Linked DNA regions of Homo sapiens: region 1 is linked to region 2. Evidence: chromatin contacts called from ENCODE POLR2A ChIA-PET data. All regions are on one chromosome and are shown on one strand. Each heading gives the region's core, a stretch centred on a gene start or an enhancer-like site at or near the end of the contact. The rest is flanking DNA. Distances are from core to core; before and after follow the strand shown.

The links. ChIA-PET counts read pairs that join two places held with the same protein, here RNA polymerase II (POLR2A).
Region 1: POLR2A ChIA-PET joins it to region 2 with 13 read pairs in OCI-LY7. The contact joins the promoter of PPP2R5A here to the promoter of PTPN7 in region 2. POLR2A ChIA-PET finds 5 or more read pairs at or near these places in 2 of 52 experiments (OCI-LY7 and activated T-cell).

The regions. Positions count from the first base shown.
Region 1 is chr1:212,283,683-212,286,834 of GRCh38, forward strand. It overlaps PPP2R5A (protein phosphatase 2 regulatory subunit B'alpha), which reads left to right and starts at 1,728. Exons shown (of 13, transcript NM_006243.4): 1 at 1,728-2,609. The coding sequence starts at 2,429. It overlaps LINC02608 (long intergenic non-protein coding RNA 2608), which reads right to left and starts at 1,339. Exons shown (of 4, transcript NR_125984.1): 1 at 1,297-1,339. RefSeq lists an enhancer at 1,241-1,320 and a silencer at 1,491-2,460.
Region 2 is chr1:202,159,352-202,162,837 of GRCh38, forward strand. PTPN7 (protein tyrosine phosphatase non-receptor type 7) reads right to left here and starts at 1,251. Exons shown (of 10, transcript NM_002832.4): 1 at 1,194-1,251; 2 at 1-103. The coding sequence starts at 51. RefSeq lists enhancers at 1-11, 112-201, 462-541.

The sequences.
Region 1 (3,152 bases), core at 478-2,977, about 10 Mb after region 2:
AAGACTAAGTGTTGAGGATGCATAACTTCTTTTAGGGGATCAGTATGTGGAATGATGTGCCTGAACTAAAAAGAGTTTTTGTGGGCACATGTAGGAATTTACACTTGGAAAGACAGGAGTCAGATCGCAGAGAGTCTTGAATTTGGACTCTATTCTGCAGGTATTGGGTGGTTCCTCAAACACGCAGGTAAGATAAAAGTGATCTTAAAAGATTGATGTGGCAGTGAGTTTGAAAGCCGTGAACTACGTTTGGCGGTCTTTGTACACATTGGGAGAAACGCCAATTGTGAAAGTAGATTTAACATGATCTGGAGCTTGACTATGTGAGAAAGCGAAAAGTGTCAGAAACGCTGCTGAGGTTTGAACCTCCTTGACTGGGAGGATTATGTACAATTTCACCGCCCAGCAAATCTGAAGGAGGAAATGTTTTGAGGATAGTATGTTTGGTTCTAGGTCTAGAATTCAACTTCCTGCCAAATTTGGAATCTTCTGTACATATGCATCAGGTGGCTTCGTTTAAATATACGACAATTACTTTTATTATGTTGAAAGGAAAAGGTCTGGAGCTCGAGGGAGGGGATTACAGATTTGGGTCCATTGGCGCAAAGGGAGGCTGACTGTTCAGATTAATAATTATTAACGGCCACCGTATGGAAAGCACTGCACGAAAAACTAAGATGACCAGTCCTCGTCCTTAAGAAATTCAAAATCTAGACGGAATCTCCAAGAAAGAGATTCCGGTAAGAGTACATGGCAAGCCTCCATATCCACACACCACTGACCAATGAATTTGTACTCTTCTCGTTGGAGTAGTTGAGGGCCTTTGGCTCAAGGAGGGGTGAAAATTAGCAGGATACTAAATTGGGAATGAGAAATCTCTTTTTAGAGGGCGTGGACTTGCAGAACTCTTTGAAGCAGCAGATGCTAGACTGCCCAAACCCCACGCGAGAGTAGCTCTCTGGAGTTGCGGAGTCCGAACCTCCCAAGAGCTACAAATTTATTCCGCAACTACCAATTTTGCGGTTTGGGGCCAGTAAGGCGCCAAGACCCGCCCAGGTGTCCAGACCTCGCAACGATTGGACGAGCTCACCTTCTCGCCTTCCCCGGGCCCCTCGCCCGTCAATCACACTGCTTGCTCGCCACCTGACCTCTGCTGCGCCCCCTTTCAGTGGTGTAACACCTGGCGCTCTTTCGCGCCCCAGCCCTCCGGCGCCCCACCAATCGCTTCAGTTCTTCATTGGCCAGCAGAGAGGTGAGGGAAGGGAAGGGGCGCTCTATTTTGCTCTCTGAACGCACCCTCTCAAGTTTCCCAGTCTTCTCGTAGACGGTCAGGAGAGCAATGACAGCCTGGAGCAGTCGCGCGTGAGCGCAAAAATGCCCGCTGGTGGAGGAGCGCTTCCCCTCCCTCCCAAGCGATTTGCCGCATTTGTTCTGACGCAGGGGCACCCCGCTCGCCGTCTTCACTTACGATTGGCTGTGGCCGAAGCCCGTCACACAGCCCGCCCCACTCCTCTGCCTCAAGAGGCCGCACCTCACGCCGTCGCTGCCGCTTAGCCGTGTGATTGGCTAAGAGGGCTGGCATGCTTTCCCGCCCCCTCCCCCGCCGCCGCACCAAGAGGCGGGCGGGACCCCGCGGAAGTTGTCAGTCAAACTCCTCCTTCCCACCCCTTGCGAGGCCCCTCCCCGGGCCGCGCGCCCTGGCGCGCGCACACGCGCACACACTCCCCAGTCGCCTGTACCAACCACCTTCTCAAGTTGTAGCGGTCGCTCGCCTGGGGTTCTCCGTGGGCGGCCGACGGGCGCGTGGGGGAGGGGGTTCGGGCCGCCCAGCGCGGCAAGGAGCGAGTGTGTGCACGCAGAGGGCCGGGGCTACGGGGCAGCGCCCCGGGCGATGAGGGGCCGGCGTTGACCGGGAAGAGCGGGCACCGCGGCAGTGGCTCCGAGGGGACCCGCGATGGCAGCGCCCTGAGAGGAGGCTCCAGGCAGGGCGGGCTGCGCTGGCAGCGGCCGCTGAGGTGCTGGCCGGCCGGCTGGCTGGCGACGGGGGCAGAAGCGACGAGAGGCGCGCTCGGCACCCGCACCCCCGTGCCCCCGCCTCAGTTGTCTAAACTTCGGGCTCTCTTCCACCCGCTCTGCGCGCCCAGAGTCAACAACTTCTTCACCCCCCTCCGCCCCCGCCCTTCCCTCCGTCAGCCCCGGGAGCTCGCCGCGCGCCGGGGACCAGGAACCTCCAGCGCTGAGATGTGGCCGTGAGGCGTTGGCGGGCGGCGAGGAGAAGCTCGGCGGCGTCCCGGGGCCGGAGGGCCGTGGGGCCGGGGCGCAGGGGCGCGAGCACCCCGCGCCTCTCCCCCGCCTCCTCCTGCCGTCTCCGCCGCTGCCCGTGCCTTGCAAGCAGCAGCCGGAGCTGCCAAGCGTCAGGGCCGCGGAGATGTCGTCGTCGTCGCCGCCGGCGGGGGCTGCCAGCGCCGCCATCTCGGCCTCGGAGAAAGTGGACGGCTTCACCCGGAAATCGGTCCGCAAGGCGCAGAGGCAGAAGCGCTCCCAGGGCTCGTCGCAGTTTCGCAGCCAGGGCAGCCAGGCAGAGCTGCACCCGCTGCCCCAGCTCAAAGGTAACCTCCGAGGGCGCAGCCCCAGCAGCGAGCGCAGGGGCTGGCAACGCTTGCCTCTGCGCCAGCAGAGCCATTTCCTGCTGGGTTTCTCCTGCTCAGTTGGGACTGGTAGTGTGTGAGCCGAGTTCCCCACAATGCCTTGGCGTCACCTCACGCCCTCCTCCTTATTCAAACAGGTTTTCTGTGAAGTCTTGGCTGTTTCCTTCTAATTCCCACCTGAACTCTTTCCATCCTAGGGGAGGCCAACACCCTTCCCCACCTGCGCGCTTGCTTAACCTGCACTTCCTATCTTGCGTCCCGTGAAGTAGAGTCCTTCACTCCTCTTCCAGGTTTGCCCTTTCCCGGTCTTGCTTTAACAACCGCACGAACCTTCCCCGACCTTCACTTTCCCGAGTGTCAGCTCCTCTGTTCGGCCACTTTTAGCTAGTCCTTTACTTTTACAGTTATAAAGCCGTCTGCACCCACCTTCTTCTCAACTTCACTTCCCATTGATTGCCCCTAAGAGTCATCAGACCAGGAATCCGAATGCAAACAACGGTTAAG
Region 2 (3,486 bases), core at 1-2,500:
AGACAAGGTCAACGGCTGTGCTCTGGAGCGCCCCCCATGGGCTTGGACCATGCTGAGGTGGGGTGCTGGGCCCAGGGGAGGCTCACTCAGCCATGAGGTCTGCCTGAAAGACAGGGCCCTCCGCTGCTGTTCTCTGGCCTGCCTGATTGGCCAGAAGGAGGCTCCCATGCCAGGCCAGGTTTGCACTCTGTTTTCACTGGGGCGTCTTCTGTTCCCCAAGAGGTGGCCTCATTTTCACTAAGGGAAGGACAGGATCTATTTGGTGGGACCCAGGGCAGAAGGCAGTCTCGGGGTAGAGTAACGGCAAGATAAAGGGTAGAGATTGTGGATGAAGATAGGAAAGAATCCAGAAGGAGGAAAAGAGAGAGGGGAGAGAGGCCACACACCAGAGTACACAGGGCTCTGAGCAGGTCCAAGTGGGAGAAGGCAAGGGAGGAAACAGAAAATATGTGTTCTCTAGGACGGAAGGGAGAAAGCACGCAGAAGCCATCTCTGAGCTAACCAGTGGGCCTTCCCCTGAACAGAGAATGGAGGCCTCCAGCAGTGTTGGAGCTGGTTGGGCAGCCAGGCAGGCGGGCTCCTGGACCCCAGCAGGGTCCTCTCCTAACTGCTGCTGTTCCACTCCCAGGTCTGTTTCTGGCTTCTGGGGTCTCTGTCCAGGGAGGTAGGCTGGAGGTGTTTCCTTCCTCCTCCTGCCCATCCCCCCGTCTCCCGCCTCTGTAACCGTCACAGGAAATGGCCTCACCAAGCCCTTGAACGACAGCGCATGGTGAGGCGACAGCTGGGGGCAAGACAGGAGGCATGGAGGTGGTGGGACCATCTCCTCTTGGGGGCAGTCCCTATCTCCCAGAGCCAGGGTCACAGTGGGCGAGGTGGCGGGGGTGTTGAATCACCAAGGCAGCAGGGACGGAGGTGAGGGGACAGAATGGGCCTGGCACAGGTGTGAGTGGTAGAGCGAGGGTCTCTGGTAGCAGAAAAGGTCCCTTCAGCCTCTGCTCTCCTTGTAGCTCCCTGTGGCTTCCCTGCTCACCCCCGTCTTGGGGACATCAGGTCTGTGAGCACCCATACCCCAGCCAGGCACTGTGGCGCCCCACTCGCCCTCCCGCACTCCCTCCTAGAGATGCCCTCTTATATCCCCGGAGTTCGCACCCCCCGGGGCCACAGGACTCCCAGTCCCCCCTTCAGATACTTACTGAAGCAGCTGTGGCCCCCAGGCTGCCTCTTGCCAGCTGTCTGTCTGTCTGTCGGTCTGTCTTTGAGGGCTGAGAAGGCTCCAGGAAGCCAGCTTCCTCCCTCCGCCCCTCCTTGCTGCCACCCACGCACACCCCAGCTGCATTCTGCCCTCCTGTGCCTGCTGCCGCTGCCACCAGGGGTCGGCTGCCTCCCGCCTGTGCCCTTCTGGGGCCCAAGGCCCCGTTCCCTGGGAATGGGTGAGGGGCCAGGCCTTCCCGACCATCCTGCTTTCCCCAGCTTCCAGACCCTCTCCCCTCTTCTGTGTTTCTCCTCTGGGTCTTTGTCACATCCAGCCGCTGCCTACTTGCTGGGCACAGCTCGCCTGACCCCCAGCTCTGTGCTGTCCCACAAAGAACCCAAGGCTCTCCTGCTCAACCTGACCTTGGCCGGAGGCTTATTTCTCCTTCTCTGCTTCTGCCCCACAGCCCTCTCCCTCAAGGCCCTCTCCCTCAAGGCCCTCTCCCTCAAAGCCCTTGCTGCTTCAAGCCTTGGGAATTCATGGCCAAGCACAGACCACATCTTCCCAGAGCAGATGTGGCACAGACTCGGGGTGGGGAAAAAGAAGAAGCAAGAATCCATGCCTCACAATGTGAAGGAAAGGGCCGGGGCCAGGCCAAAAAGGTCGTCTCCACGCCTGTGCCACGGCCCAGCTCTCCACAGCCCACGGCCTGAGTGTAGGCCAGCCCAGCAGGAAGCAGATAGCAGAGTCCACTTGTGGGAGGGAGTCCGAGGGGCTTCCCCTGGGCCCTCAGCCCCCTGCAGGCCTCCTCCCAGAACCCTGACATCTACTTAGAAGACTTACAGACAGTGGACAGTCTCTGGCCCTCACACCAGGGGACTCCCATGTCCTCTTCGCTGCTGGGGTGCCTGGATGCCTGGGACCTGAAGGGTGGCCCCCAAGTCCAAGACTCCTCTGCCCACTGCCCCTGCCTGACCTTGGCAGGCTCCTTGCGGGCCAGCAGCCCAGCCGGTTCATGCTCGCTGCACGCCTCCTTTTACCTTGTAACATTTCAAACGCCCTTCCCTTCCCGGCCCCCAACATGCACAATCCACGTCCTCTTTCTTCCTCCCACTTCCCTGATTCAGCTGTCAAATGGTGACAGCAAAAAAGAAATGAGGTACCCTAGGCACAGGGGGTAGGCATGCCGGAGGGGGTGGTCGGGAGGGGGCTGGCCTTCTGCTGGCCCCTTGAGGAGGAGGGTTGAGACGAAGAACAAGAACAGCCCCCAGAGGCTCAGAAGGCCTCCCAGCACCCGCCCTTGCTCTTGGCAGTGGGGACAGGGGCTGGCTCTTTTTTGAGCCCCTCCATGGCCAGCTGATCCTGGCACCTCCTTCCCTGCAGCCTGCGTTCCTCTCCGGAGTGGGTGGGTTTCCCTGAGGAGGAGGCCGATTAGGGCTGGGAAAGGGGTTGGTTCCCGTGCTCAGGACAGACTGGAGGGAAGCAGGAACCTGGGAATCCCTAACATGCTTGCGAGCAGTGACCTGGAGACTGGCCTCTGCCTCACCCCCCACACCAGTCAGTGTTTCCACTGGTGGGTAGTGGGGGCCCTGGGGACACAGGAGGGGGCAGGTGGGGGTTGGAAAGAGGGCCCGGCTCTGAGCCTATGCTGATTGTTATCAAGAACAGGAAGCTAGGACACCACAGGGGTGGGAGGAGGAAGCGGCAAAGCCCTCCCCACACAGGTCTGCCTGGTCCCCCCAAGTTTCCAGGGTCTGAGCCCTGTTGGCTGTGAGCCCACCCCTTTCCCCCACAGACTGAGGCCTAGCAGTGGCTGGACAGTTGGAAGCTGAGCTTCACAGCAAGGAAGCTGGGAGCCAGGCGATGGGGAAGATAGTTGGGGTTGGGGGTGGGGGTAGTGGCTGAGCATTAGGCAAGACCTCTCAAAGATCCCCTGTTCCCTCTGGGTGGATGTGGGGTAGAGGGGACAGTCACTCCTTGGCTCCTGCCCACTCCTTCTTCCCCTGTGCTTAGGGATACCTGGACATCCATGGAGGTGTGTGGCCAGAGCTCATGAGGGCTGAGGATGCCAACTGCAACCTCAGATGGCACAAGACATGCGTCATCGCCCTGCACCTCCCCCTCCCCAGCCTGGCCTGGTGACTTGGGACGCCCCTCTCTGCCCTCTCTGGAGTGGACTCTGTCCCATCCGGGCTGTTGGAAGGCTCCTGGGCGTGACTCCCTCTCCCCTCCAGAACCTTCCCACCCCTGGGGCCAAAAGGTCACAGCAGCTCTCAAACTTCCATCACTCGAAT